Linked DNA regions of Mus musculus: all the other regions are linked to region 3. Evidence: chromatin loops called from intact Hi-C (ENCODE). Cell type or tissue: left cerebral cortex. All regions are shown on one strand. Region 1 holds the start of Olfr993 (olfactory receptor 993). Region 2 has its middle 17 kb from the start of Olfr996. Region 3 has its middle 48 kb from the start of Olfr987. Region 4 has its middle 5.2 kb from the start of Gm23716.

The links. Peaks named below come from ENCODE experiments on the same cell type or tissue, not always from the same donor. Only the 100,000 strongest peaks of a DNase experiment are listed, where the experiment ranks them.
Region 1: it touches region 3 in a loop (2.1-fold over the local background); 6 of 42 quality-filtered maps call a loop at or near these places.
Region 2: a loop joins it to region 3, with 2.5 times the contacts of the local background. A loop is called at or near these places in 9 of 42 quality-filtered maps.
Region 4: a loop joins it to region 3, with 14 times the contacts of the local background. A loop is called at or near these places in 6 of 42 quality-filtered maps.

The regions. Positions count from the first base shown.
Region 1 is chr2:85,411,927-85,419,926 of GRCm38, forward strand. It overlaps Olfr993 (olfactory receptor 993), which reads right to left and starts at 2,951. Exons shown (of 1, transcript NM_146435.1): 1 at 2,007-2,951. The coding sequence starts at 2,951. The coding sequence ends at 2,007. In left cerebral cortex, no CTCF peak of the experiment used is centred here; no DNase peak of the experiment used is centred here.
Region 2 is chr2:85,558,336-85,566,335 of GRCm38, forward strand. No RefSeq gene overlaps it. Among named protein-coding and RNA genes, the nearest start is that of Olfr996, 17 kb to the right of the region's middle. In left cerebral cortex, a CTCF peak has its summit at 3,061 (motif pointing left); DNase peaks (open chromatin) are centred at 2,107 and 3,055.
Region 3 is chr2:85,279,766-85,287,765 of GRCm38, forward strand. No RefSeq gene overlaps it. Among named protein-coding and RNA genes, the nearest start is that of Olfr987, 48 kb to the right of the region's middle. In left cerebral cortex, a CTCF peak has its summit at 4,091 (motif pointing right); DNase peaks (open chromatin) are centred at 5,100, 5,488 and 5,780; H3K27ac peaks cover 1,227 bases.
Region 4 is chr2:85,421,327-85,429,326 of GRCm38, forward strand. No RefSeq gene overlaps it. Among named protein-coding and RNA genes, the nearest start is that of Gm23716, 5.2 kb to the left of the region's middle. In left cerebral cortex, no CTCF peak of the experiment used is centred here; a DNase peak (open chromatin) is centred at 4,760; H3K27ac peaks cover 675 bases.

The DNA of each region.
Region 1 (8,000 bases), 130 kb after region 3:
AATTCTTTGTTTAGCTCTGAGCCCCATTTTTTAGTGGGGTTATTTGATTTTCTGGAGTCTACTTTCTTGAATTCTTTATATATATTGGATATTAGTCCCCTATCTGATTTAGGATTGGTAAAGATCCTTTCCCAATCTGTTGGTGGCTTTTTGCCTTATTCACAGTGTCTTTTGCCTTACAGAATCTTTGCAATTTGTCAATTCTCCATCTTACAGCACAAGACATTGATGTTCTGTTCAGGAATTTTTCCACTGTGCCCCTATCTTCGAGGCTTTTCCCCACTTTCTCCTCTTAAATTTTAGTGTCTCTGGTTTTATGTGGAGTTCCTTGATCCACTTAGACTTGAGCTTTGTACAAGGAGATAAGAATGGATCAATTCACATTCTTCTACATGATAACTGCTAGTTGAGCCAGCACCATTTATTGAAAAAGCTGTCTTAATTTTACTGGATGGTTTTAGTTCCTTTTCAAAGATCAAGTGCCCATAGGTATGTGGGCTCATTTCTTGGTCTTCAATTCTATTCCATTGATCTACCTGTCTGTCATTGTACTAGTATCATGCAGTTTTTATCACAATTACTCTGTAGTACAGCTTGCGGTCAGGCATGGTGATTCTACCAGAGGTTCTTTTATTGTTGAGAATAATTTTTTATATCCTAGGTTTTTTGTTATTTCAAACGAATTTGCAAATTGCCCTTTCTAACTAGGTGAAGAATTGAGTTGGAATTTTGATGGGGATTACACTGAATCTGTAGATTGTTTTCAGCAATATAGCCATTTTGACTATATTAATCCTGCCAATCCATGAGCATGGGAGATATTTCCATCTTCTGAGATCTCCTTTGATTTCTTTCTTCAGAGAGTTGGAGTTATTATCATATAGATCTTTCACTTCCGTAGTTAGAATCATGCCAAGGTATTTTATATTTTTTGTGACTATTGTGAAGGGTGTTGCTTCCCTAATTTCTTTCTCAGCCTGTTTATCCTTTGTGTAGAGAAAGGCCACTGATTTTCTTTGCCCCCCCCTTTTTTTCTGTTAATAAGAGAACTGTCAGCAGAGAGACTTGAGTGCCAGTATGGCACTTCATACAATGCAGTATCTGAAGCCAGTTTCTTGGCACACTACAAAGCAGTAGGTTTCTGTTTTGTCTATTCTAAAGCAGTTTGTCTGCATAAAATTGATGTGTATAATTTTTGTAAATGAATGATTAAGGTTATATTTTTAGTGCCATCTCTCTCTAGATTATCTCGCTTGGGATAAAAATAGAAAGCAGTTAATAGGGAAGATTAAGGTAGATTGAAAAATACAGAAGGTACTAAGTGAAAAAATAAGTATAAAGTGCTAAGGAATGTAATAATGATGAGAACGTGAGATGGGAGGGACAGGTTGAATTGTAAGACATTTAAAAATAAATATATTTATTTCATATTCAGATTACTGAAGTAATTTGAATAGAATTTACAAAAGACCCCATGGTAAACAATTTATGAATCTATATTCAGGTAGGAGATAAAAATGAATCTAAATGTTAATGTTTACTATATACAGTAAAATATATTTCTAGAGATTAAAGAAATGGTTCTCATTTTAGTACAGTTTATTATTTTGTTGTTACTTAATAACTGTAATTTTGCTACTGTTATAAATTGTAATGCAAATATGTGATATACAATCCCTGAAAGGTTCACTACCCTCAGGCTCAGAACCACTACTTTAAAGTACTTAAAATATTTGAAAGAGTATTTCATAAAGAATATTTTTAAAAGTATATTTTTCAATATCTAAAATAATCCTCATAAAGTCCTCTTCATGACAGTGTGAAACATAAATTTCAAACTATGAGTTCTAAATATGTTCAGGAGAAGTAATTGAATATTTCATATATTATATGGTTAGATGCATTAATAGGTGCAGTCACCATTTAAGAACTCACGACTTCAAATTTCATAATTATTATGCTATAGCTGAACAGTTATACTAATTATTTGACATGGTGAATTTTTATTATTGTGTGTCAAATCTAAATAACTTTTTCTTTGTCAATTTTATAGCATCTTTGACCTCCTTGTTTCTCAGGCTGTAGATCAGAGGATTCAGCATGGGAATCACAATGCCATAAAACACAGAGGCCACTTTCATATTCTCCTCGGAATTGTCCGAATGAGGCTGTAAGTACATGTAAGCAAGGGTTCCATAGAAGATGGTGACTGCTGTCAGGTGGGAGGCACACGTGGAGAAGGTTTTCTTCCTCCCTGCAGTAGAGGACATCTTTAAGATGGCAGCCATGATGTACATGTAGGAGAAGATAACAACCAGCACAGTGAATATCAGGTTAAATCCAACAAAGATAACAAGAATCTTGATATTGGTCTCAATGTTGGAGCAGGAAAGGCTAATAATTGGGGGCACATCACAGAAAAAGTGATTGATGTGATTAGATTTACAGTATGACAATGAAAATGTAAAGCCTGTGTGTACTGAAGAATTTATTGATCCAATGAGATAGGAGCCAGCTACCATCTGGATGCAGACTTTTCGGGACATGAGTATGGGATAACGAAGTGGTTTGCAGATGGCTACATAGCGGTCCACTGCCATAGCTGCCAGGAGATAACAGTCACAAGTAGCAAAGATTGCGTAGATCAGTAATTGCACTACACATCCTCCAAATGATATGTATCTGTCTTCTACTACAAAGGTTTGTAGCATCTTGGGAGTAATAGCAGATGTATAACAGATATCAACAAAGGCCAGATGTTGTAGGAAGAAGTACATGGGGGTCTGAAGTCTGGAGTCAGTGTGGATTAGAAGAATCATCCCAGTGTTACCCACCATGGATGTCATGTAAATGATAAGAAACACAATGAAGAGGAAACACTGAATATCATGTTGGACTCCAAATCCCAGGAGATAGAAGCCCTTGACTTCAGTCTCATTGTATTGTATCATTGTCACTGAAAATTCTGAGAACACTAAGAAAAGGAGGGACAAAGAAGAAAATCTCAGTAATTTAATTTTTAATATATTAAGTCTGTTCCATTTTTATTAATTTTATAGTAGTTGACTTTTTCTAACAAGCACTCATAATATTTGTCAATTTTCAGAGTCTTATATATATATATATATATACATATATATATATTTGAAATGAAGTCTCTATAAATTAATGTACTTGAGCCATTATTTTTCTTTAAAAAAGTAAAAATATCCCTATTTACAGATAATGTGCTCTATACTCAAAAGACCACACAGACTCTACCAGAAAATCATTTCAGTAAGCACTTTCACTAAAATTGCAGGATACAAACTCAACATACAAAATTAGTAGTCTTTATATATGCACACTGAAATTTTAAAAATCAAACAGGAAAAATAATCATTCACAATAGATTAAACTGTATCTAGGAATAAATGTAAGCATGGAAATGAAAACTTTAAGGCAAGGTGGGAAGAAACTCAAGAATATGCTAGATATAGAACAATATTCCATACTCCTGGATTGGTAGAACTAATTTGTGAAAAGTCTATATTACCAAAGATTTTCTATAGACTCAACACAACACCCACCAAAATTCTAATTATGTCATTCACAGTAGCAGGAAAAACAAAATTCATCCAAGAACACAAAAGCCAACTACGGCCAAAGAAATCATAAGTAGAAAGGACACATCTGGTGGTATTATCACACCTGACCTCACCATGGAACCATAGTGACAAAAAGCCTGGGACAGCACAAAAACAGAAGCATAGAAGCAAGGAGGAGATAGAAGCACAGACCAATAGAACGTAGAATCATGGAATAGATCAATAGAACACAGAACCGAGGAAGAAACAGAAGCATAGACCAATAGAACATAGAACTGAGGAAGAAACAAGCATAAACCAAAAGAACCTAGAACCGAGGGATAGACAGAAGGATAGACCAATAGACAATAGAAATGAGGAATAGACAGAAGCATAGACCAATAGAACACAGAACAGAGGGATAGATAGAATCATAGACCAATAGAACATAGAACCAAGGGATAGACCCATGAAGTCATGATCATCTGATTTTTGATAAAGGTGTCAAAACTTTTTGGAAAAGAAAGTCCATTCAACAAATTGTACAGACAAAACTGGGTGCCTACCTGTATTAAAAGTAAAATTAGATTCATATTTTGCATGCTGCACAATGTCATATAAGTAGATCAAAGAACATTGACGCCACAAATGCTAAGCTTGAGAAAATGGACAAAATGCTTCAATATTTAAGTATTCACAAGAACTCTCTGAATATAATTCCAGTAGAACAAGAAGTATCCAGAAGAACTAACTAATGTGGCAACATGAAATTAATAAGCTTCTATATGGCAAAGGAGACTATGAGCAGAGTAAACAGACAGGAAATAGGAAAAAAACCTTCAGTTGTACCTATGTACTGACAAGGGTACCTAAGCACACTCAGTTATATCTATGTGTTGACAAGGGTCAATATATAGAATATATAAAGAACTTAAAATACTAAACATTAAGACTCCTAAACTTCTAAGTAACAAATGTGCTAATAATTATAACAGATGTTCTTAGAAGAAATAAAAGTTGTCAATACACTTTAAAAGTTTTGAATATACCTAGCTATCAAAGAAATACAAATTAAAACTGCTATGAGATTCCATCTCATTGTAGAAAGAACGGGCATCAAGAAAAGAGAGAGAACAAATAATGCCAAAGAGTAGGGAAAGAGGACCCTTATTTACTGCTTGTGTGAGTGTAACATAGTAATGACATTTTGTAAATCTGTATGGAGAGTTTTGAAAACCAAAACCAATCAAAATGCAGTGTGTGGACAGTGACAATGTATACATCTACAAAACATGCCTGCTCTGAAGGCTCAAGGAATAGTGCAGCAGAAGAGCAGACAGCTTCTAAGAGCCAGAAGAACAGGGACTTTGATGTGAGACTGAGTCTCATAGTCACACCAGAAGTGACACCCATAAAGTCTTACCAACATGATTGCCTAAATAGGAGCTGAACAAGAATGACACCAATGTACATGCCAAAGTAGAAAGAGCAAAGACCATAAGGCCTAAACCCTATGCAAAGAACTATAGCTAATGAAGGAAAGCTAGGAGTGGTATTCCCAGGGAAGTTCACAGCAATTGGTTGTCCAGAGCCAAAGAGCCAGCCTTGAAACCATACATATAAGTAACAATATATGAACTGAGCAGGTTGTATTTATAAAACATCTGTATACACATACACATATGCATTCAATAACAGTTAGTGAAAAAAGGGGTCATGAATTTGAATGATATACAGGATTAGAGGGAGGAAATGGAAGAAAGAAATGTTGAAATTATATTAACTCAAAAATAATAATGAAGTAGAATTACTGAAATATGTATTTAGATCATTCCAGAACACACACTTAGAGAACTACGTATGTCGTCATAGATAAACTTACACATCCATGCTTATTGTTCTCATATTCATAACAGCAAAAATGGAAGCAGTCTAGATGATCAACAGACCAATGGATTATGAATTTATGATAAATATATTCAATGGATATTTATTTATCAGTAGAATAATTGAAGATAAATGGATAATAGAAAAAAAGCCCTATACAAATAGTATGAAAAAAACCTAGTTCCTAATATGTCGGATAACTTTCAAAGATGCATTTCTCATTATTCAATACATGGTCATGACTTTTAAAAAGTTCAGCCTCCTCACAGTCAGCTATTGGATGGATCACAGGGCTCCCAATGGAGGAGCTAGAGAAAGTACCCAAGGAGCTAAAGAGATCTGCAACCCTATAGGTGGAACAACAATATGAACTAACCAGTACCCCGGAGCTCTTGACTCTAGCTGTGTATGTATCAAAAGATGGCCTAGTCGGCCATCACTGGAAAGAGAGGCCCATTGGACATGCAAACTTTATATGCCCCAGTACAGGGGAACGCCAGGGCCAAAAAGGGGGAGTGGGTGGGTAGGGGAGTGGGGGTGGGTGGGTATGGGGGACTTTTGGTATAGCATTGGAAATGTAAATGAAATAAATACCTAATAAAAAATGGAAAAGGAAAAAAAAAAAGAAAAACATCTCACCTATAAATCTAAACATTTTGTAGTGTGGGGGAGGGTATGGGGGACTTTTGGGATAGCATTGGAAATGTAATTGAGGAAAATACGTAATAAAAAATATTAAAATTTTTTTAAAAAGTTTAACTTGTATGAATAGAAGGGATATTTTGTATTTGATGAAGAACATCTACAAATATGAATATTTGCCTTCTTGGAGAAACACATTACCGTCAATGCCATTCCTTATGCTTATGGAAATTCAAGTTAGTAAAATGAAGGAAGAAGAGGAATCAAATTCATACATGTTAGGAACAATACACATGTGTATATTTGTAGGTGACATAAACAATTCAGAAGATCCCAAGGAATCTACCCTCATCTAGAGTTCACAAGTTACTCCAGCAAAGCTTCAGAACACAAGATGACTATAAAGAAATCAGCTCCCTGCATACTAGTATTGGAAGATGGGAGATGAAATTAAAAGTCTCCTTTTGAGTCACTAAAGTAGAATACTTAGGTATAAATGTAGTCATATCTGTGTAGGATTAGTATGAAGAAACTCAGAAAGCACAGATGAATGAAACCAAAGATCTACATACAGAGACAAACTATGTGGTCTAAAAAGCTTAGCATAATGAGATGTTAATCTGTCTGAAATTGATACATAATAGACATAATTCCCAATCTGTCAGATTTTTTTCTAGATATATGAGAGACTATTCTCTAATTTATATGGAAGGGAAAAGTTGTTATACTACCTAAGCAAGACTTCCCAAAGAATAAAGTATAATGAGGTAATAACCTTGTTGTCAAGATTTATCTGTGCATTGTAGAAGTACACACTGTGCTATTGGTGGATGAGCTGAAACACAGATGAAGAGTAGAGGAAGCCAGAAAACAGTATACATAGGTCTAGCCCATTGATTTTTACAAAAAATGCAAACGCCATTCAGTAGGATGCAGAATGCTTGATCATTTCAGGGTAAAAATCATGTAATATGAAATTTACATCATAAATCAAAGCAAACTCAAAATAGATCATATATTTAAAGCTAACACAAGAGACGTGATTTTTTTTTTCAAGACATGGTTTCTTTGTGTAGCCTTGGAACTCACTCTGTAGGCCAGGCTGTCTTTGAACTCAGAGATCAGCCTGCCTCTGACTTCCAATTGCTGGGATTAGAGGCATGTTCACATCACCCAAGTAAGCTATTACTTTTTAGTAAAATAATATAAGGTAAAATATTGAAATCAGAGAACATAGCAGAGAGTTCTTAGACATTATATGCAAAAGTTTCATCATGTTGTATAAGATGTAACAATTGAGAAAAACTGGGCAGTATAGATTAATAGGTATAAATAAGTAAATCGAGCCTAATGAAAATATTCAACTAACAAAAACAAAGAGTCTGAAAAGGCAAACTCCATGGGAGAAAAGATGTTCATAACTCATTGCTGAAAAAAGAATCATAGCCAAGCTACATAAAGAACTCTCAAAATGTATTAAAGGCATATAGTGTCAACTGGTTGGAAAATGACATATTTGCTCTCATGTTAATTTCATTTCCCAGACATTTAGATTATTTTTATTAGATATTTTCTTCATTTACATTTCAAATGCTATCTCGAAAGTCCCCTATACTCTCCCCCTGCCTTGTTCCCCAACCCACCCACTTCCTCTAAGCCCTAAGCATTTTGTTTCATCACCAGTGATGGAAAGCCCCCTCCTGCTTTTGTGAGCCATGCTGGACTCTGACAAAGGTCCTTTGCTTTGTCAGTTCCTTCACACACTGAAGATGTGTTGTAACTGGTGGTGAGCCTGGGCTTGCTTTGTCTTACTTACACCGGAGTTGCTCCAATTCACTGACTGGAGCCGGAGATCGCTGATTGCCTACCAAGTCTCTCTTGAGTGTTTTTTCCTCTGTGGGGAGT
Region 2 (8,000 bases), 280 kb after region 3:
GCTACATCTGGGTCCTTTCGATAAAATCTTGCTAGTGTATGCAATGGTTTCAGCGTTTGTATCTGAATCCCATTTTTTAATGGGGTTATTTGATTTTCTGGAGTCCACCTTCTTGAGTTCTTTATATATATTGGATATTAGTTCTCTATCTGATTTAGGATAGGTAAAGATCCTTTCCCAATCTGTTGGTGGCCTTTTAGTCTTATTGACGGTGTCTTTTTCCTGTCTTTTTTCCACTGGATGATTTTAGCTCTTTTGTCAAAGATCAAGTGACCATAGGTGTGTGGGTTCATCTCTGGGTCTTCAATTCTATTCCATTGGTCTACTTCTCTGTTGCTATACCAATACCATGAAATTTTTATCACAATTGCTCTGTAGTACAGCTTTAGGTTGGGCATGGTGATTCCACCAGAGGTTCTTTTATCCTTGAGAAGAGTTTTTGCTATCCTAGGTGTTTTGTTATTCCAGATGAATCTGGAGATTGGCCTTTCTAATTCATTGAAGAATTGAGTTGGAATTTTGAGGGGATTGCATTGAGTCTGTAGATTGCTTTTGGCAAGATAGCCATTTTTATTATATTGATCCTGCCAATCCATGAGCATGGGGGATCTTTCCATCTTCTGAGATCTTCTTTAATTTCTTTCTTTAGAGACTTGAAGTTCTTTTTTATTTATGTTGGGTAATTTTTTATTATGTATTTTCCTCAATTACATTTCCAAATTATAGTGCTGTCCTGAAAGCTTTACAGTCTACCTTAGTAGCTAAGGGTCGTAGTATTCAGTCTTAACTACGGTTAAGAATCAAAGTAGGCTATTGGTGAAGGACTGGGAGATAATTCTCCTCCTAGTGCCCAAGAGAAAAACATAACTGGGAGAGACAATAGTAGTCAACTTCAGTGTGATGTGCCAGTGTTTATCACTCTCAAATCCAGCCTCAATGGTAAGGGTGGGTATTAATATCAGCTAAGGACCGGAGTAGCCAAGAAGAACTCAGAAACCTTCTGATCCCTCCATAGGGCTAAAAGAGCAACACTGAAATAGGGGAAAGGTAGGAGATGAACATATTTTCCCCATGATTCCTTTAACTGCTTACTCTTTAATTGTCCTCCTTGAATTTGGGGGAAGGACTAGCTGTATGTATAAACATACAAATACTCACAGCAAGCTTATTTCTCTCTCTCTCTCTCTCTCTCTCTCTGTGTGTGTGTGTGTGTGTGTGTGTGTGTATGTGTGTGTGTGTGATGCTGAGGTCACAGTTGGATGTCTTGCCTCGCCACTTTCTATTTTTTGGTGTTTGTCTGTTTGTTTGTTTGCCTTGTGTTTTGACCCAGTGTCTCTCACTGAACCGGGAGCTCAGTGTTTTGCCTACACTGCCCCGCTAGTGACTGCAGGGATCATCCTGAGTCTTCTCACACCTGGAATTGCTCGAATTTTGCTTTTTTACATAGATATGGGGGCCCTGAATTCAGTTCCTTGCTTTTAGCCACTGAACCATTTACCCATCCTACCATTTACAAATATGCTATGATACATCACATCCTGTTGTTTGATATTTTGTGAAACATATAGAAACAGCTGGACTGGTCCCCCTTCCAGAAATTCTTCCACAAGAGCATTCATTAATCACATCATAAAAGATTAACATTCATTAATCACATCATAAAAGAAACCAGAAAACTAACCGATTATAAATATCTCTTGACATAAAACATACTTTTGCTTTAAAGAGCTACTTAAAAATTGAGTGATTGGTAAAATATCTCACAGACACATTCACATTCGAAATGTAACAAGTGGATAAAATCCCACGGTAAGCAATGTTATTTTAAACACAATGTCAGAAACTGACAGACAGCAGGTGAGTCACACAGAAGTTAAAGGAGGAGGCCTGGATAATTTCACAGTAACTTCAAACAGTATCTATGGACCTTTGTGACCATTAGCTGATGATGTTAGAACCTGTTAAGAATCGTGCACACTTATCTAATATAAGTTGGGATCCACTTTATGAGCAAGTACATCTTATATAATTTATATTTAGTTCACTGTGACAACCGGGAACTCTGCCACCAAACAGCCACGTGATCATGGGTTGGGAGAAGTATATGAAAAGTTCACTTCCTTGTTTGTAAAAGTGAGAAGTTAGATTCTATTAACCGTGGCCTGCTCTCTTGTTAAATGTCTTCTATGTCTATGAATAAGTCAATCAACTGAAGATACCTGACTAGGAAGGGACAGGATTTCTGTGAACTTGTTCAGATTAACCACTTTTCCTTCTCTTGACAAAAGGAAAGAGAGTTGTGGCATAAGGATCCATATGTCACATTTGATTGGGAAAAAAATGTGTGACATTTTTAGTTGACATTTTATTTGGCACAGAGCAATATTAGACCAAGTTTACTTCCTTTTGGACTATACTTCACAAACTGACCTTGACATTCATTCTGATATCATCTGACTGTTCTTACGAGTTGGAGAGAGATTACACAAAAATTGCTTCATGCAGACTGTGAAGTAGGTGGGTATTTGCATTTTTTGCAGAGGAAACAAATAAAATATCTAATGCAAATCAGCTGAGTGTCGTCTGAGGTAGCAGCTTGATCATGGAAAGGTAAGTCTCATGACCTATAGGTAACATAAACAGAAATTAAATGGTGACTAAAGGATCTCACAAAAATATTTAGTTTGGAGAACTATAGTCTAGGGCCTAACTAGAGTTTCAGAAACATACTCTAGCTTCTTGTGAGAAATTGGATTCATGGGTGCTGAGATAATATTTTATGATAATATTTTTATGTGCAAATATTATCATGAGATGATATCTCTGCAAACCAACGAACAATGAGTTTGTTGTTATTATGGATATAAAATTTCAACATTTTAGAAATCTTATTTTAAAGATATTAGTAAAATTCATAATCAGGGTATTTATAGTTAGGAAAAAGAGATCTGTGTCATGGTCTGAATATTGGTGATTGAATTTCATGTTTCCGCTGTGATTTGAAGCAGGCAGGCCATTGAGATCTCTTTGTGTGTGGATGCGTTGCCACCTTCTGGTCATTAGTTGTAATTACATAGCAAGCTTTCAAAGGCTGCTGCAAAGGTGGGATTCCCAGTTTGCATTTCTTAGAGCCTGAGATGATGATTCCTTTGAATAATGTGCTCAGGAGGTAAACGGAGGCACAGTACTGAGGAAATGACAAATGGGAAAGGTGATTAATAAAAGTAACTGCTACCACGTAACTGAGGTTTAGTGTCTGTTGACAGCTTGAAACATCTCGGAATAAACCTATTGAAAAAGGAGGGTTGGGATGAATGTACATCAGGTCTCATCAGTCATTCCCTTATGGAAGCACTTGGGGATTGTTAACTACTGGACACTCTAGGACTTCCACGGAGGTGCCAGTGATAACTGTTAAGCAGAAAATGCAAGATTCATCCATCTAAATTCGAAGGGACTGGAACTATCCCCTCTTTTTTTTTTAAATATTTTTTATTATTACGTATTTTCCTCAATTACATTTAGAGTGCTATCCCAAAAGTCCCCCATACCCTCCGCCCCACTTCCCTACCCACCCATTCCCATTTTTTTGGCCCTGGCATTCCCCTGTACTGGGGCATATAAAGTTTGCAAGTCCAATGGGCCTCTCTTTCCAGTGATGGCTGACTAGGCCATCTTTTGATACATATGCTGCTAGAGTCAAGAGCTCCGGGGTACTGGTTAGTTCATAATGTTGTTCCACCTACAGGGTTGCAGATCTCTTTAGCTCCTTGGGTACTTTCTCTGGCTCCTCCATTGGGGGCCCTGTGATCCATCCAATAGCTGACTGTGAGCATCCACTTCTGTGTTTGCTAGGCCCCGGCCTAGTCTCACAAGAGACAGCTATATCAGGGTCCTTTCAGCCAACGCTTGCTAGTGTATGCAATGGTGTCATCGTTTGGAGGCTAGTTATGGGATGGATCCCTGGATATGGCAGTCTCTAGATGGTCCATCCTTTTGTCTCAGCTCCAAACTTTGTCTCTGTAACTCCTTCCATGGGTGATTGTTTCCAATTCTAAGAAGGGGCAAAGTGTCCACACTTTGGTCTTCGTTCTTCTTCAGTTTCATGTAGACATTTCAAGTAATTGTGAGACAGGTTACTTCTATTTCCATCTCTGGATATCAAGCCAACATAGTGACAGTTTCACCGTGGGAAACTGTCCTAATCATTCTGTTATCCCAAATAATGACACTAATGCTATTTATGAGCCATTTTAGCATTTAGTTTGCCAGTGGCTTCTGTACATGTGTCCTGAATCAGAGTGTATTAGGTTCCTGCTCATGTATCTGTTTCTCTTTTGTGTGTGTGTGTGTTGTGTGCGCGTGTGCGTGTGTGCACTCGTTCATGTGCACATGCACATGAGCAAGTGCACTGGGTGTCTCCAACCTTGCTTCACTGTGTTTTGAGAAAATGTCTTTCACTAACACCAAAGCTAGACAGACTGGCTAGCGAGCTGGAGGGATATAGCTGTCTTCCCCTCCACAGTGTTAGGGTTATAGGTGCATGCCACTCTGAGTGCCTTTTTACCTGGATATTGGGGTTCTGAACTCAGATCTTTATGTTTGTGCTGTAGATATTTCACTTTCTAGGCTGTTTACACTAATCCCCTTGCTGTTATCTTCTTGTCTCTGGTCTGAGGTTGTTTTTAGGTGGAATACTATGATGATACTTTACATACTTTGTGAGGTTTCAGATTTAATGACAGCTGAAGGCTGGGAGAGTATGAACCAGGCCTGGCATTTGTGTTAATGCCAATAAAATAAAATGGTTGTTTTCCTATTATGTGTGGTGGCAAATGAAATAAATAAACCTAACACCATGCGCATGGTTAGTTTTCTCATAGGATAAGGCCTTACCATTGTGCCTGGATCACTCTTTTATTGACAAAATAGCTGTTTAGTGTCATCAGTCTCAGAAAATTGATTTGCCTTGAAGAGAATGAGCACCGGAGCATATGTTTATATGAAGCCTCACCCTGCATCTACAGTTACCCCGATAATAGAGTCATTGTGATAGCATTGAGGAGGCTGAGGGCAGAAGCCAGTTGCTGTCACCTGCTTAAGTCATCCTGTCAACCCCATCCCATGATTTCTGCTAAGAGTGATATGGATTGACATTGATTTGAAATTGAAAAGTATATGTGCCTATATAGTTCTAGTCACACACTTCTCATTCAGATTATTTGTCTCTGATCTTTCATAATAGCTTCTTCAAGCTTCTGACCAGAAATTAAGAGCATTTATAATATCTAGAAGTCTGATAATATTTTTTTAGCAAAGTCTTCTTTTTTCTCCATAAGCACAATGCGTTCTTTTAGAAAGCTCACACCATAAAGCTTAGTTCAAAGTATCCTTTGTAAGAGCAGGGTTTTAAATATTCCAGGGCAGGACCATAAATTTGGGCTGACATCATTTTCAAATGAGTATAAAAATGATTTTACCCTACACATCTTAGGAACCAAGGAGATGAGGAGAGAAAGAGATTAATTTTAATCTCACGTTGCGAAGCAATTATGGTAGCAAAACCACTCATAATTCTGAAAAAATTCAAATTTCAAAATTTCAAATGTTCACTAATATTACTGGTGAAGACAGGCAAGAACTCCCAACAAAATACTAGCAAACCAAGCCCCATAGCAAATAAAAAGAATCACTCACTTGGTCAAGTGAGATTTTGACATAAGATATGAAAATACTACAAAATAAATAAGTAGACATGATTCCCCACAACAGTGAAGCAAATGTCAAAACTGCATATAGCAAAATAGAAAAGACATTTGAGGAAATCCAGTGTTGCTTCACAATTTCAAATGTTCAACAGGTTGGGTGTGGAGTAGTTAAATGTCAGGATAACAGAGACCTTGTATGACAAACTCTTAGTATCATAGTCACTGGAGAAAACCTGAAAACATTTCCTCAAATTTTGAAGACCTGGCTGGGACCCATCCTACCTCCTAGAACCTCTCTTGTTGCTCAGTTCCACCAAGACAACATAACATGTGCACACACACACACACACACACACACACACACACACACACACACACACACACACACATTGGTATTGGTGGTTTGAGTATGCTTGGCCCAGGGAGCGGCATTCTTTGAAAGTGTGGCCTTGTTGGAGTAGGTGTGTCAGTGTGGGTGTGGGCTTTAAGACCCTCATCCTAGCTGCCTGGAAGACAGTCTTCTCCTAGTTGCTTTCAGAACAAGAGGTAAAACTTTTATTTCCTCCAGAAAAATGTCTGCCTGGATGCTGCCATGCTTCCTGGCATAATGATAATGGACTAAACCTTTGAACTTGTAAGCAAGCGCCAATTAAATGTTGATCTTTGTAAGAGTTGCCATGGTCATGCTGTGTCTTCACAGCAGTAAAACCCTAAGACAGTAAGTTGGTACCAAAAGGAGGGCATTGCTGTGATAGGTCTGACCATGCTTTTGATTGGAAGAATGTGGGTTTGGGGACGTTGGATTTGGAGTGCAGTGGGATGCTTTAAGAGGAGCTTAGTGGGCTATCCTAGTAGGAATATGGAAGATTGTTGCTGAGGGTGATTTGAAATGGGGAAGCCTGCCTATAGAGGTTTCAGGGGAGAAGAATTTTAGCATGTGTCTGAGAAGCTGTTCTTATAACATTTTGGTGAAGAATGTCTGAAGAGTCTATCTGAGGCTAAGGTGAAGAGATTTATATTAATTGCATTGACAAAGGAAGTCTCAAGCCCAACAGAGACTCTGCTCTCTGGTTAAGTCTCACGAAGAACATTTTGCATAAACATAGCAAGCTTAGAAAGCAAAAATATAAAATGTGTGGTTCAAATAATAAAGAGGGACCAGGAAGTGAAATGAAGCTGAGTTATGTGTTCAAGGAGATAAACAGATTAAGAGAGTGGTGATTTGGGGGTGGAGGAGAGATCTTACCCAGCTAAACTTATTGTTTATGCCGTTGCCATTGGACAAGGAATGGTTATATCATATTAGATGGTGTTGTTACTTGATTATTGTTTTAACTTGGACTTTTACTCTGGACTGAGCTACAATCGAAAATGAAAGACACAAGCTTTTGATCTGGATCTGGAGGCATAGTAGCCACGAAGAGCTTAGTCCTAGGCAAGGTGGCACAGGCACAGGTCAAAAATAGAGGGGACTACTGGGACAATTGGTACTGGTTAGCTGGAGCTAAGAAATTAGCAACGATTAAGAAGAGACAAGCATCATTGAGGTGAAATCTTCTGGGAATTGTTTCTTGAGAGCACAAAGAAGCTGTGTCCCAAAGATAGCCAAGGTTGTACCTCATGCTTCAGCTATACTTGGTAATGTGTGAGAATCACCTATGTGGTACTGGTTTTGAAGGTACAAGGGGGTCATGGAGAGCAGCTGAGGCTCGGCACTGTGAGAGGCTAGGGAAGGTCATTGGTGAAGGTGCAGCCTCAGTTGTAGTTAATGGCCGAGGACTGAAAAAGGAGGTAAAGATTGGAAGACCACTTTGACATATAACATAGAGACACAGTTTGGAATTTGGCCAACTGGTTTCCAGTCTTGCTTTGGGGATTACAGTTAAGTGATTGGATGAATATCAGATGAGACTGTGAACTTTGGACTCCCTTAAAGAAATACACGTGAACACAGGTTAAACAGCTAGAATCCCTTAAAAAGGAAACACAAAAAACCCTTAAAGAATTACAGGGAAAATGTGGGTCCTGAACAACTGGAATGAGGGCTATCCCAATAGCTGTTGACTGTCTGTGGGATATGTTCTTCTAGCTAGGCTGCCTTGTCTGGTCTCAGTGGAAGAGGATGTACCTAGCCTCACAGGGACTTGATGTGTCAGGGTGTGATACCTAGGAGGACCACAGGAACCCTTATCATGAGTTCTCTTCAGTGGCTTCCTGTCAAGGCTGCTGGGTGATGGTGGTATAATTTTTAAAATGTGTTTATATTGAAGAAGGATTAAATCAAGCCAATTA
Region 3 (8,000 bases):
TTTAGGATTGCACTAGCTATCCAAGGTTTTCTGTTTCTCCTTATAAAGTTGAGAATTGCTCTTTCAACGGCTGTAAAGTATTGGAATTTCAACGGGGCTTGCATTGAATCTGTAGATTGCTTTTGTTAAGATGGCCATTTTCACTACGTTAATCTTACTGATTCAAGAGCATGGGAGAACTTCCCATCTTCTGATATCATCCTCAATTTCTTTCTTCAGAGACTTGAAGTTCTTGTCATACAGGTCTTTTAATTTCTTGGTTAGAGTTACACCATGGTATCTTATATATTTTTTGTGGCTCCTTTGAAGGATGATGTTTCCTTAATTTTTTTTCATTCTATTTATTGTTTGTATATAAGAGGGCTACTGATGTTTTTGAATTAATTTTATATCCAGCCACTTCACTGGAGGTGTTTTCCAGCTATGTAAGTTCCACTGTAGAATTTTTGGGGTTGATTATGTGACAATGTAGCCATCTGTAGCATCACTTGTGACAGGACTAAAAATGTCATGTCAAGGACAATCAGAATGGCTGTGGGTGGGCACCAAAGGCTTCTTTCTAGGTAAGCTCTGCTTTACTTTTAAAAACGTTTCTCTTCTGTATCATTACTTATTGCTGTTATCTGTATGATCAATACCTATTGAGAATAGATAATGTGTCAGGATTTACTGCATGTCTAAGAAATACAGAACAAAGTCAAGACTGCTGGAGTAGAAGCTCTGAACCCAGCGCCTGACTCTCAGTTTATTTGATTTCCACAGAAGGTAGAAAACATTTCAGTTTTAACTCCGACAATTGTGAAGTTAGCATACAACGTTTAATGCAAGCTGAGACTAAAGTGGGAGTGGTTTGGAATACCATTCTGATGAGCTCAGTTGTATTTAAAGTGTTCAGACTTAATGTTTAATTAGGAAGAAAAGAAAAAAAAAGTAAGGATTATATGACTGAATAGAAGTAGACAGGAAAGGAGTCCCTTAAGAAGACAATAGGTACTGTAAGTTGTACATGTGTTTGCCTGAAAAAAGCACCCTGCTTAGGGCAGGTACATTAATTTTTCACTTTCCTAGGTCCAGAGGACAGAAAGCTGTTATCTCCACATATAGGAGATTTCCTCTTTAGTTCCCAGAGGAGCCAGAATTTACGTCAGCTCTTTTCTCTAATGAACAATAAAGTCTTAATTCCTCTGTCTTTTCTAAGATGCTAATGTGATAGGCTTTTAAAAGGCCCTGTTAAATTCCCAAGTCAGTAATTTGTATTTCACTTTTTCTCTGTTAACATGAGGCCATGTAAACATTTCCAGAATCAGCTCAATCTGCAAGTCCACTATTGTTTCTCGTTATGAAGTATTCCATCTGAGTTAATCCACCACTGTTTGTTTAGCCATTTTCCTATTGTTGCCCATTTGGGCTTTTTCCAGTCGCTAATTATTATGAATGGGCTTTAAAAATGGGCTGGTGCTAGACAGCTGCAGGACTGGGTCACTGCTGCTCTGTTATCACAGTCCCAGGATGCAGGCATGCTCAGTCTTCCTGATCTCCTTCCCAACACTGTTCTGATAAAAGCATTTGAGCTCTGAGAACATTCCAAATGAGTCACTCAGAGTCTGTCCTTTACTCCGTCTCCTCTTCAACGGTGTCAGTTAAGAAATTTTAGGACCATGCCTGTAAATCTTCACACACACACTATCTTGACTTCAGTTGGTTTTCAAGGAAACGTTTTTTTTTTTTTTTAAAGATTTATTTATTATATGTAAGTACACTGTAGCTGTCTTCAGACACTCCAGAAGAGGGCACCAGATCTTGTTACGGATGGTTATGAGCCACCATGTGGTTGCTGGGATTTGAACTCTGGACCTTCGGAAGAGCAGTCGGGTGCTCTTACCCACTGAGCCATCTCACCAGCCCAAGGAAACGTTTCTTTTCTCTCCACTGATACATTATTTTGTTGAAAATAAGTAGTTTGGGATTCGCCAGTGAGATGGCTTGGTGGGCACGTGCTCAGTGTGGATGCCCGATGACCTGTGTTTGACCCTGGGACCCATGTGAAGGCAGATGGACAAAAGGAACTCCATAAAGTTGTCCTTTGATCTCTACAAACATGTGGCACATGTGTGTGTGTCCTCACATCCACACAATAATAAGTAAAAATAAATAAGTTTGGAAATGCTTAGTTATTTAATATTTTAAACTTAGCATCATGATATAAAATGTAAAAATATATGTATGAAGCACAAGACTTTCTTCCCAAGGTTTACCATTACACAGAATATGCATTATATAAAAGTTGGAAAATACAAAACATAGATGAGACAGAGGGAAAAAAACACATTAATCTTTCTTGCGCGCGCTCGACTCGACCAGCAAGAACGACGCTGCAACAGGATCCTTCTGCACACGTTTATTGGGAGAGCTTGATTGCAGAGGCGAAAAGACTTTTTGCCCAGAGCTGGTGCTGCTTTTATAGGCCTAGGAGAGGCGTGTCTCATACCCTGATTGGTTATGCACTAAGCCTCATTTGCATGTTCCTCATCTGATTGGCTACTCTCTCTCAGTACCTCACTGAGCCTCATTATCATACCTCATTTGCATGTCTCACATCCGATTGGTTATACTCTCAGTACCTTACAGAACCTCATTATCATGCCTGGGCCAGGCAGTGTTTTTGCAAAAAACTTTACTGCATATGTACACATTGGTTGTTTGTCCAATCTTATGCATGGTGGCCAGCAGTAGTCAGTGCCACTCAGCAACGGCACATGTGGCTTCCCACAAATCTTCCAGCATTTCTTCCCATAACTAATACATGATATGTTCTTTTCCAGTCTCCTCTGTGTAGATTGCTTTTTACATGCAGCTACTTCGAACAGTTTTAAATTTTTAATCATTCCAGAATTATTTTTAGGATGCATGGGAGATGGAAGGAGTTTAGTGCAATCAGAGTTCTCAGGTAGAATTACTCCCATGGGCCAGTCTGTCCTGGTCTCTTTTATAGTGGATGATTCTGACAAAGTCCCATCAAATGATTTTTCCTTTCAGCATCTAGGGTCTCCCGTGTGGCAGGTAAGCACTCTCCCAATAGACTCCATCTGCATCCTTTGATTTCTATGAGGCTCCCCACACTACAAGTCCTCTAAACTTTACTAAAACATTACACTTCTGTACTTCACATGGTCAGTCAGAGACGGGAGCGAGAGTATGGTTTTGATCACTTTGGAAGCTTCTGTCTAAATCAGTGCAAGGGGAATGAGTTTGAGATGTGTTATGCAAGGTAGGATTCTTTTTTGGAGATTCTCTGGCTAGTGTACAAGGAGGTCTAGAAATATCTGAGGAAACCTTTTTGGTAAACTTTTTTCATTGCACAGGTATACATGCTTGTGGTAATGGGGTCAACGGCTGTAACTTTCCAGGATTTACCAGAGGCCCTCAGTAAACTTTTAGAGCTATGTCTGATCTACCATTTCTCTAGGCTTGTCTGAAGTGGCCCTCTGAAGGCTGTGAGAAGAAGCCCTGGTCCTCTCTGTACTTTACCTTCTCTATTGGTCAGCACAGGTCCGAAAACCTCTTTCTAGTTTTCCTCTCCCTGTGTAGTCTTGGGTACATAACATATGCCCTGTAACTCTATTCTCTTTTTCAAAAAGATTAGCAGTAGCAACAGGATTTTATTTAATGTATTTTTTCCAGGCATTTCTTTAAACACTTATAGCTGATGCTCTCATTTCAATATTCTTAATAATTTTGTGAAAGAAACACTATTATTCCCTTTCTTTTATAAATAAATGAATATGCACAGAGAGACTGACTTACCTATCTATGATAATACAACTGTATGTTGTAGTTGAAATCCAAAGTCACATGGACTGCCTCTAAATATCAAACCTCACCCCCCTAAGAAAACAATCACTTATATTATTTCTATCACACTAACAACAATGGCAATATTATGGTTAGTGTACTATTTGAAGGCATGCACAGTATGGTTGAGCCTAAACACCAAGTAAATCATTTAACTGATGGGACCTTGTGATTCCTCACTTTACCAACAGAGGGCAGTAATGGTGTCCATGTCAAGGGGTTAAAAGATTTAAATGGAGGTCAGGAGAGGTGGCCCAGAGTACTTAACCAAGAGTACTGACTGCTCTTCCAGAGGTCTTGGGTTCAATTCCCAGCAACCACACGGTGGCTCACAACTATCTATAATGGGATCTGTTGCCCTCTTGTGGTGTCTCTGAAGAAAGCCACAGTGTACTCACATACATAAATAAATCTTTAAAAAAAAAAAAAAAAAAAAAACAACTTTTGCCGGGTGTGGTGGAGCACGCCTTTAATCCCAGCACTCGGGAGGCAGAGGCAGGCGGATTTCTGAGTTCGAGGCCAGCCTGGTCTACAAAGTGAGACCAGGACAGCCAGAGCTATAAAGAGAAACCCTGTCTCGAAAAACAAAAAAAAAAAAAAAAAAAAAAAAAAAAAAAAAAAAAAGAAAAAAAAGAAAAAAAAGATTTAAATGAACTGGGCTTGTGCTACAGGGTGGATTTATTTTTCTTTGATAAGACAAATATCGCTGATTATATTAATAATTTTTAAACTGTATATAGCTCCTATGATTAAGCACACTCTTGTGTTTACATAAATTTGGACTGTTTTGATTTTCTGTAGCTTGCTTAGTCCAGAATTTGGCTTAGTATAACTATTCATTCCTTACCTTCGTCCATTCCTACTCCTCCCCGACCAGCCTCCACAAGCTAAGAGAACACAGAGATTTCAGTCACTTATTTTGTATAGCTGGAGAGAAAGAGCATGAACATTCTGCCACAGTTTCTTCACCTAGGAAGGCAGAACGAGCAGATTACCCACCTAGTAGGTGTTTGTAAAGGATTTGACCTTCAAGAAGCTGCAGACTACCTCTCACCGTGTCAATTGCTCAGCACACAGTAGTGAGAGTTTTTATTTTATTGCCACTGTCCCTGGAAAGAACCTGCTTGCCTGGGTGCAGAGGAACAGGAGGCTGGCTCCAGCTCCAGATGGCTGCTCTCCTCTGTTCCCTGCTGCCAGCTCAGCAGTGTGTGCTTGGGAGAGACGGGACAATAGTCAGGGAGAGGAGGAGGGAGGTCTTCGAGAGCCCAAATGGCTTTTTGTTCCATAAAAAGCCTGGAATCAGGCTGCCATAGCGGCCTGGGTATTTTTGTGTCTTTGTAGCTTCTATTTCGAGTGTAAAGTTGGCGTGGGAGTGTTTTCCTTTATTTCAGGCCATAAGTAGTTGTTGAGCAACAGCTGTTTTAAAAGATAATCTTTGAGGTACTGAGATGTGGCTTGAAGAAACATTTTTTTAAAAAAATATATCTTATTTATTGCCTGCCTTTATTTTACTATTATTATTTTTGCATGCACTCAGGATGTCATTTCCCTGAAGTCTCTTCAGACCTTAATTCTTGGCTTTCAGCACCAGTTGAAACGACATTACTCCCTTCCTGACACCTCTCACTCACAGAGGAGCTTGCCTTGCTTCCCTCTGACAATGTGAATGGCATGTTGATAGGCTTGATTTCATTACTCTGACTTGACTGATGGTTGTTTCTAAAGAAGCCATGCCTCACTCACCTTGACCTTGGGTTCCTGAATGATTCAGGCTTTTCTCATTATCCTTAAGTAGAAAGAATGATCATGAAATTTTCTCTTTGCTAACATTAGGCACCCTATTTCTTTGGGAACGATTCTAAGTTGGGGTGAGGGTAGGGGGATGAGGGAGTGAGAGGGTGGGAGTTGGAAGGCACAGCCTCATCTCCTGTCCATATGCAGAGGCCATGAAGATATCTCTGTTGTCTGTTCTTTGGCTGGTAGAACACAGACAGAATCTTGGCTGGATTTCTCTGCCTCATGCCTCCTACATCTTATTCCTAGCCTCTATTTTATTTTTAAATTTTTTTTTTTTTTTTTTTTTTTTTTTACCAAATTGGAATACAGTAGAAAATTTACTTTCTGTTTGAGTAAACCAATCCTGTTTAATTGAATCTGTTGTTTGTCATTACAACCCATAATTCTTCCTAGGAGAATTTCATATTCTTCTGAGAATTTCATAGATGTTTATAAACTTCAGTTTGCTGAAATTTCATGATTTATGCCTTTGCAGCTCTTTGGAGTTTGTTTTGGTACCAAAGTCAGATTCCCACCCATTTCCACTTTCTGTTTATATAAATATTGCTTCTTTCCAGCTACAGTGATTGGTTTAGGGATGGACATATAACTGGGCCAATGAAATTCAGACTAGGTAGTTTTGGACTTTTGAGGAAGGAGATGATCTCATGGTACCAAAGTTTGTTATTTTTGCTGGGACTGTTAAGACAATACAATATAAAGAAGAATTTCCCAGGGATCACCAGGAAGGAGAGTTGATCTGAGAATTCCATCATATAGAGGAAAGTGAAGCTGAGAGTTGAAGAAAAGAAATCCTTGATGATTTTGCTTGGGATGTGGGTTGAATTGTGCCCAGTGGTAAATTTAACTCCTGACACGTACAAAACAGATACCTCACACCAAAGCAGCTATGAGCATGCCTCATGTATTAGTTTTTTGGGGGTTGTCAGCAAAAGTACTATTAATACAACCTGGGAGGCTTAAAATAACAGAAACAATTGTTTCATAACCCAGAGGTTAGATGTCCCAATTCAGAGACAGACTCATGGATAGGAACTGAGTTGTGCTTCCATCAATGTATTGAAGCTATAACTTTTTTTTGCAAAGGAGTTTCATTTTTGAAAATATCATATGTGCATTCAATGAAGTATGATCTCATTTACCCCAAATTACTTTTCTAAACATGCTCCTCCCAACTTTGTTTCTCCCCCTCCCTCTGATAGTCTAAGTCTAGTTAGTGCTGCCAATATATTCATAGGTGCAACCACCCTCTGCAGCATAAACAATACCTTAGAAAAGAATGAGCCACACCTTAGAAAAGAATGAGTCTCCCTTCCCCAGCAACTCTCCACTGTCTGGAGGTCAGCTATTTCATCTATGACGGGATTTTGGGTGGCTTGATTTGGTTCAGGTCTTACATCCAGTAAACAGCATTTCATGGCATCCAAACCTCATCCTCTATCTCTTACATTCTACTCATATTATCTTCTGTGATGACCCTTGGGCTTTGGTGAGGGTGGTTTGATATAGGTGCCCTGTTTAGAGCTGAATACTCAGTGTCTTAGTCTCAGTATTTTAAGCAGTTATATCTCTCTTTTGACTGGTACCCACTACATAAAGAAACTTCTCTGACAATGCTTGAGAGCAACCAGGTCTCTGGATATACACATAAATATATAGAAGGCATTTGACAGTGACCATTTATTAAAATAATAAAATAGTAGGTTATACCTGAGGGAACCTACAATGCCCTCCTATCCAAGGACTATTGATAGTAATTACTATGTCAGGTATGAAAATTTCCCTCTTGTAGATCAGATCTCTAATCCAACCAGAAAGTGATTAGTTACCCTATAACACTCATGCTGCTGGTACACCAGTGGACACGACTTGCCTGGCAGGTTGATATTGCAGCATACAGTGTCCAGTGCTGAGTAAGACCACTGATTTTCTCCCCCCTCAGTAACCTGCTCAATACCTTCTAATACTGTGAAGCTAGCCAGCAAGAAATTTACCTATTGTTTTGAGTTTCATTTCTCTGTGTCTTACAGCTAAATGTATGGAATTTTTAGCAAAACGTATCTTACTGTGTAGTTATGGTGGGTAACCAAGGGCGACAGTAATAGCTTACATTGTCTTGGAGACTTCTGGGGTCTTCTTGACACCAGAGGTAACCCATGCTTTGTATTGTAATTCCCATTTAATAGCTGCTATCTTCTTGGAGAAGCCCTAACTCTTCATGTAACTGTGTTTGGAAATAGAACCAATAAGGAATTGATCAAGGTCACATAAGCATATAAAAACGAGGTCTTTATCAGGTAAGATTAATATCCTTATGAGTAGAAACCTTAGAGGACTCTCCTTCTCATCCA
Region 4 (8,000 bases), 140 kb after region 3:
GAATACTTGGAAGGCAGCCCCTGCACCTCACTTGGGCAGCACAGTAGAGGTGGCCCTAATGGCAAAAGCACAGGTGAGTCATTCCTGAGAGGGTGAGAGCAGTAGAGCTGTCCCAGCCCCTCACAGGCTGTAGCACTTTTTAAAAAATAACTCCTCTAGTATGACATCTAGCTTTCATAGTCTCTGGTGAGAATTCTGGTGTGATTCTGATAGTTCTGTCTTTCTATGTTACTTGGCCTTTTTCACTTACTGCTTTTAATATTCTTCTTTTGTTTTGTGCATTTGGTGTTTTGATTATTATGTGACAGGAGGAATTTCTTTTCTGGCTCAATCTATTTAGAGTTCTGTAGACTTCTTGTATGTTCATGGTCATCTCTTTCTTTAGGTTAGAGAAGTTTTCTTCTATAATTTTGTTTATATGCTGGCCCTTTAAGCAGGGAATCTTCATTCTCTTCTATACCTACTATTCTTAGGTTTGGTCTTTTCATTGTGTCCTGAATTTCCTGGATGTTTTGGGTTAGGACCTTTTGGGATTTTGTGTTTTCTTTGATTGTTGTGTCAATGTTTTCTTTGTATCTTCTCATCTGAGATTCTCTCTTCTATGTCTTGTATTCTGTTGGTGATGCTTGCATCTATGACTCCTGATCTCTTTCCTAGGTTTTTTGTCTTCAGAGTTCTCTCCCTTTGTGATTTCTTTATTGTTTCTAGCTCCATTTTTAGATCCTGTATGGTTTTGTTCAAATACTTCACCTGTTTGGTTGTGTTTTTCTATAATCCCTTAACAGATTTTTCTCTTTCTTCTTTAAGGGCTTCTAGCTGTTTACCCATGTTCTCCTGTATTTCTTTAAGGGAGTTATTTATGTCCTTCTTAGAGTCCTCTATCATAGTCACAAGGTGTGTTTTTAAATGAGAGTCTTGCATTTTCAGTGGGATATCCAGGACTTGCTGTGGTGGGAGAACTGGGTTCTGATGATGTCATGTAGCCTTGGTTTCTGTTGCGTATGCTCTTTCCTTTGCCTCTTGCCATCTGGTTTTCAGATGTTAGCTAGTCTTGCTGTCTCTGACTAGAGCTTGTTCCACCTGTGGGCCTGCAAGCCTGTGATCCCCCCCACCCCCCAGAAAAAGGAGTCTCCAAAAAAGATATCCTTTTATTCTCATAAAATAGAGGAGGGTTATCACACTTAGACATACATTACAAAATCAATGTTAAAAGATGTCTTCATTTGAAACGAAGCAAAAGATGTCTTCATTTGCAACTGAAAGCAACAGAAAAACAAAGCAAATTGGAATAATACTTTAATACTGAAACAGTGGTACTTCAATCACTTTTAATTCATGTTTCATTCTAGAATGCCTTAAAAAGTATAAAATAATTATAACTATAAAATAAGTCAGGCTGGAGAAATGGCTCAGCAGTTAAGAGCACTGACTGTTCTTCCAGAGGTCCTGAGTTCAATTCCCAGCAACCACATGGTGGCTCTTCTGGTGTGTCTAAAGACAGCTACAGTGTACTCATATACATAAAATAAATAAATAAATAAATAAATAAATAAATAAATAAATATTAAAACTGTGCCATTACAAACAATATAAAATATATAATTTGTAATACCAATAATATATAAATGATGAGAAACAAAGTATAGACAATTTGTATACATCTGAAAGTAAGTTAATGTAACCTTTTTTTTTCAATTTTTTATTAGATATTTTCTTCATTTACATTTCAAATGCTATCTGGAAAGTCCCCTATAACTTCCACCCGCCCTGCTCCCCAACGCACCCACTCCTGCTTCCTGGCCCTGGAATTCCCCTGTACTGGGACATATAAAGTATACAAGACCAAGGGGCCTCTCTTCCCAATGATGGCCAACTAGGCCATCTTCTGCTACATATGCAGCTAGAGACATGAGCTCTGGGGGTACTGGTTAGTTCATATTATTGTTCTACCTACAGGGTAGCAGACCCCTTGTGCTCCTTGGGAACTTTCTCTAGCTCCTCCATTAGTGGCCCTGTGTTCCATCCAATAGATGATTATGAGCATCCACTTCTGTATTTGCCAGGCACTGGCATAGCCTCACCAGAGACAGCTATATCAGGGTCCTTTCAGCAAAATCTTGCTGGCATATGCAATAGTGTCTGCATTTGGTGGCTGATTATGGGATGGATCTTCGGTGGGGCAGTCTCTGGATGGTTCATCCTTTCGTCTCAGCTCCAAACTTTGACTCTGTAACTCCTTCCATGGGTATTTTGTTCCCTATTCTAAGGAATGGAGTATCCATGCTTTGGTCTTCCTTCTTTTTGATTTTCTTGTGTTTTGCAAATTGTATCTTGGATATTCTAAGTTTCTGGGCTAATATCCACTTATCAGTGAGTGCATATCAAGTGACTTCTTTTGTGATTGGGTTACCTCACTCAGGATAATATCCTCCAGATACATCCATTTGCCCAAGAATTTCATAAATTCATTGTTTTTAATAGCTGAGTAGTACTCCTTTCCCAATCTGTTGGTGGCCCTTTTGTCTCATTGACAGTATCTTCAAGGCTTTTCCCCACTTTCTCAACAATAAAAGAACCTCTGGTGGAATCACCATGCCTGAACTCAAGCTGAATTACAGAGTAATTGTGATAAAAACTGCATGATACTGGTACAGCAACAGACAGGTAGACCAAGGACAAGTCTATGTGGATCAAGGAAATCCACATAAAACCAGAGCCACTGAAACTTATAGAGGAAAAATTTTGGGAAAAACCTTGAAGATATCAGCACAGGAGAAAAATTCTTGAACAGAGCAGCAATGGCTTGTGCTGTAAGATCGAGAATTGACAAATGGGACCTCATAAAATTGCAAAGCTTCTGTAAGGCAAAAGACACTGTCAATAAGACAAAAAGGCCACCAACTGATTGGGAAAGGATCTTTACCTATCCTAAATCAGATAGAGGACTAATATCCAATATATATAAAGAACTCAAGAAGATGGACTCCAGAAAATCAAATAACCCTATTAAAATGTGGGGTACCGAGCTAAACAAAGAATTCTCACCTGAGGAATGCTGAATGGCTGAGAAGCACCTAAAAATGTTCAAAATCCTTAATAATCAGGGAAATGCAAATCAAAACAACCCTGAGATTCCACCTCACACCAGTCAGAATGGCTAAGATCAAAAATTCAGGTGACTGCAGATGCTGGCGAGGATGTGGAGGAAGAGGAACACTCCTCCATTGTTGGTGGGAGTGCAGGCTTGTACAACCACTCTGGAAATCAGTCTGGCAGTTCTTTAGAAAACTTGACATAGTACTACCAGAGGATCCAGAAATACCACTCCTGGGTGTATACCCAGAAGATATTCTAACCTGTAATAAGGACACATGCTCCACTATGTTCATAGCAGCCTTATTTATAACAACCAGAAGCTGGAAAGAGCCCAGGTGTCTCTCAACAGAAGAATGGATACAGAAAATGTGGTACATTTACACAATGGAGTACTACGCAGCTATTAAAAATAACGAATTTATGAAATTCTTAGGCAAATGGATGGATCTGGAGGATATCAAACTGAGTGAGATAACCCAATCACAAAATAACACACGTGATATGCACTCACTGATAAGTGGATATTAGCCCAGACGCTCAGAATACCCAAGATACAATTCAAAAATCACATGAAACTCATGAAGAAGGAAGACCAAAGTGTGGATACTTTGATCCTTCTTAGAAGGGGGAACAAAATACCCATGGAAGGATTTACAGAGGCAAAGTGTGGAGCAGAGACTGAAGGAATGACCATCTATAGACAGCCTCATCTTGGGATACATCCCATAAACAATCACTAAACCCAGACACTATTATGGATGCTAACAAGTGCTTGCTGATAGGAGCCTGATATAGCTGACTCCTGAGAAGCTCTGCCAGTGCCTGACAAATACAGAAGCAGATGCTCACAGTCACCCCTTGGATGGAGCACAGGGTCCCCCAATGTAGGAGCTAGAGAAAGGACCCCAGGAGCTGAAGGGGTTTGCAGCCCCATAGGAGAACAACAATATGAACTGACCAGTACCACCAGAGCTCCCAGGGACTAAACCACCAACAAAAGAAAACACATTGTGGGACCCATGGCTCTAGCTGCATATGTAGCAGAGGATGGCCTAGTAGGTTATCAATGGGAGGAGTTGCCCTTGGTCCTGTGAAGGTTCTATGTTCCAGTATAGGGGAATGCCAGGGCCAGGAAGTAGGGGTGGGTGGGTTGGTGAGCAGGAGGAGGGGGAGGGGATGGGGGTTTTGGAGGGGAAACCAGGAAAGCCTTTAACATTTTAAAATGTAAATAAAGAAAATATCTAATAAAAAAATTTAAAGAAAGAAAGAAAGAAAGAAAGAAAGAAAGAAAGAAAGAAAGAAAGAAAGAAAGAAAGAAAGAAAGAGGCAATGGACCCAAAGAAAGTATTGAATCAGGGAAGTGAGTTCTGCTATCCTATGTCTGGGGAATAAATTCAATTAGACTGATATATTGCCCTCTAAATACTTTAGGGCTTAAAACTCTCTCTTTCAAAATCACATTGAGTCATTTCTTCACGAACATCATTGCCATCATTTTTCTACCAATACATGATTCCTTAAGCTCCAAGAATAAATAAAATTTCTCCATATCTCTATCAGTCCTGGTGTGAATCATTTTACTTTTTCAAGCAGCACCTCAAAAATTCCATCCAGCATCTATTCACTACCCACACCCAAAGCTGCTTTCCTATTTTTAAATACTTGAAACAGATGCCCTTCACTCTGTGTAAAAATTTCAGAGAGTCTGGGCTGCTATAACAAGCTACTATAGCCTAGGTTGTTTCTAAGCAACAGAAATTTGTTCTTCACAGATTTGGAGAGTAAAAGACTGAAATTAGGACATCAAATTGATTAGGTTCTGGCAGGGGTTAACTTCAGAAATGCAGACTGAAAATTTCCCATGGTAACTTCAGCAGCAAAGGAAGAGAAGAGAGGGGAATAGAGTATTGTTTTTTGTTTTTTGTTTGTTTTTTAATGTAGTTTAAAAGGCCATAATCCTCATTCATTAGAGTATCTTACAACCTTATGTACACCCAATAACTGCAATTTCTTTTTTTTTTAATTTATTTATTTTACATCCTGATCACAGCCCCACTCTCCATCTCTCCTCTACTCCTAGTACCACTCTTACAAATTCTTCCTCCCTTTATTATTTCCTCTCCTTCTCCTCAGAGAAGCTGAACCCCCTCCCACTCCTACTCTTTGGGTACCACTCCACCCTGGGACATCCAGTTGCAGGCCTAAGCACATCCTCATCCACTGAAGCCAAACAAGGTAGTCCAGTTAAGGGAAGGGGATCCAGTGTCAGAAAACAGTCCAAGACAGCCCCAACTCTAATTGTAAAGGGAGCCACATTAAGTCCAAGCTACACATCTGCTACAAATGTAGGGGGACAAGGTCCAGCCACAGCATGCTCTTTGGTTGGTGGTTCAGTCCCCCGGAGCCCCCATGAACCCAGGTTAGTTGACTCTGTAGGTCTTCTTGTGGTGTCCTTGACCCCTGCAGCTCACTCAAATTCTATATTCTACTCTTTTCATGGACTCCTTGATCTAGTAAGCTATATCCAAGTTGTACAGAGAGCTCCAGGGGTACAGCTTTTGTGAATAGTCACCCTCATATTCTGTTTTCTTTATTACTTTTATTTCAATTTTCATGTCTTAAATGGTTTTATTTATTTCCTTCACCTGTTTAATTGTATTTTTCTGTGTTTCTTTAAGGGATTTATTAGTTTTTTCTTTAAAAGCATCTATCAGCTTTTTTGTTTGTTTGTTTGTTTTTGTTTTTTGTTTTTTGGGTTTTTTTTTCGAGACAGAGTTTCTCTGTATAGCCCTGGCTGTCCTGGAACTCACTTTGTAGACCAGGCTGGTCTCGAACTCAGAAATCCACCTACCTCTGCTCCCCAGTGCTGTTGGGATTAAAGGCGTGTGCCACCATGCCTGGCATCTATCAGCTTTTTAAGGTTGGATTTAAGGTCATTTTCTTGCTCTTTGGGTGTGTAAGAGTATCCAGGACTGGCTGTAGTGGGACAGCTGTGCTCTGAAGTTTTCAAATTGCCCTAGCTCTCACTATTTGTGTTCTCATGCTGGTCTTTAGCTATCTGGTTATCCCTGGATGTTCCTGGTGTAGCAGATATCCAGAAGGCGGGCCTAATCTGAATGTTCTCCATGCAGCAGGCTTCTGGTGGGCAACCTTGGACTACAAGTTCTTGGTGTGTCAGGCCTGGATGTTCCTTTTGAGGTAGGACTGGTGGAAGCCAGCAGAGTAGTTGTCATGAAGCTCAGGGGACAGCATGCAGCTAGATTAGGGTAGCAGGATATGCCCTGGAGCATCTCAGGTTCAACATATGGAAATCCATCAACCTAATCCACTGTGTAAACAAACTCAAAGGGGGAAAAAAACCACATGATCATTTCATTAGATGCTGAGAAAGCATTCGAAAAAAATCCAACACCCGTTCATGATAAAAGTCTTGGAAAGATCAGGAATTCAAGGCACATACCTAAACATAATCAAAGCAATCTACAGCAAACTAGTAGCCAACATCAAAATAAATGGAGAGAAACTTGAAGCAATTCGACTAAAATCAGGGACTAGACAAGGCTACCCACTCTCTCTCTACCTATTCAGTATAGTACTTGAAGTCCTAGCTAGATCAATCAGACAACAAAAGGAATTCAAAGGCATACAAATTGGAAAGGAAGAAGTCAAACTATCACTATTAGCAGATGATATGATAGTATACATAAGTGACCCCAAACATTCCATAAGAGAACTCCTAAATCTGATAAACAACTTCAGCAAAGTAGTAGGATATAAAATTACCTCAAATAAATCAGTGGCCTTTCTCTACACAAAGGATAAACAGGCTGAGAAAGAAATTAGGGAAAAAACACCCTTCACAATAGTCACAAATAATATAAAATACCTTGGTGTAAGGAGTTGAGGGGTTTGCAGCTCCATAAGAGCATTAGTATGAACTAACCAGTATCCCCAGAGCTCCTTGTGACTAAACCATCAATCAAAGAAAACACATGGTGGGACTGGTGGCACTAGCTGCATATGTAGCAGAGGATGGCCTAGTTGGTCAGCAATAGGAGGAGAGGCCCTAGGTCCTGTAAAGGTTCTATGCCTCAATATAGGGGACTGCCATGGCCAAAAATGGGAGTGGGTAGGTTGGGGAGAAGGGGGAGGGAAGAGGGGATAGGGGATTTTCAGAGGGCAAACTAGGAAAGGGTATAACATTTGAAATGTAAATAAAGAAAATATCTAATAAAAAATAGAAAAAAATACCTTGGTGTGACTCTAACTAAGGAAGTGAAAGATCTGTATGATAAGAACTTCAAGTCTCTGAAGAAAGAAATCAAAGATCTCAGAGGATGGAAAGACCTCCCATGCTCATGGATTGGCAGGATTAATATAGTAAAAATGCCATCTTGCCAAAAGCAATCAACAGATTCCATGCAATCCCCATCAAAATTCCAACTCAATTTTTCATAGATTTAGAAAGAGCAATTTCCAAATTCATCTGGAATAACAAAAAACTCAGGATAACAAAAACTATTCTCAACAATAAAACCATCTCCGGGCTTCACCATTCCTGACCTTAAGCTATACTACAGAGCAATTGTGATTAAAAACTGCATGGTTCAATTTCCATGTAGCTTACTAGGTCTAGGAGTTTCTTCTGGCCAGCTTGGATGGTTCAAGAGCCTGAACATACGTTCAGATCACTGATATGAGGTACAATATGGTACTACAGCTTTTCTGCTAATGGCTGATTTTTGACTAAAGGGTTCTTTGGTTCAACAGGAATTCCCATTGAGTTTCTATAGTTTATAGTGACTTATATAAACAAAAGAGATTCATATGTCTTTAAAAGTGGATATTTAAATTTTTAAGATGACTTCATTTAAATTTATCTCTATTGGAGACAAATAGGATAT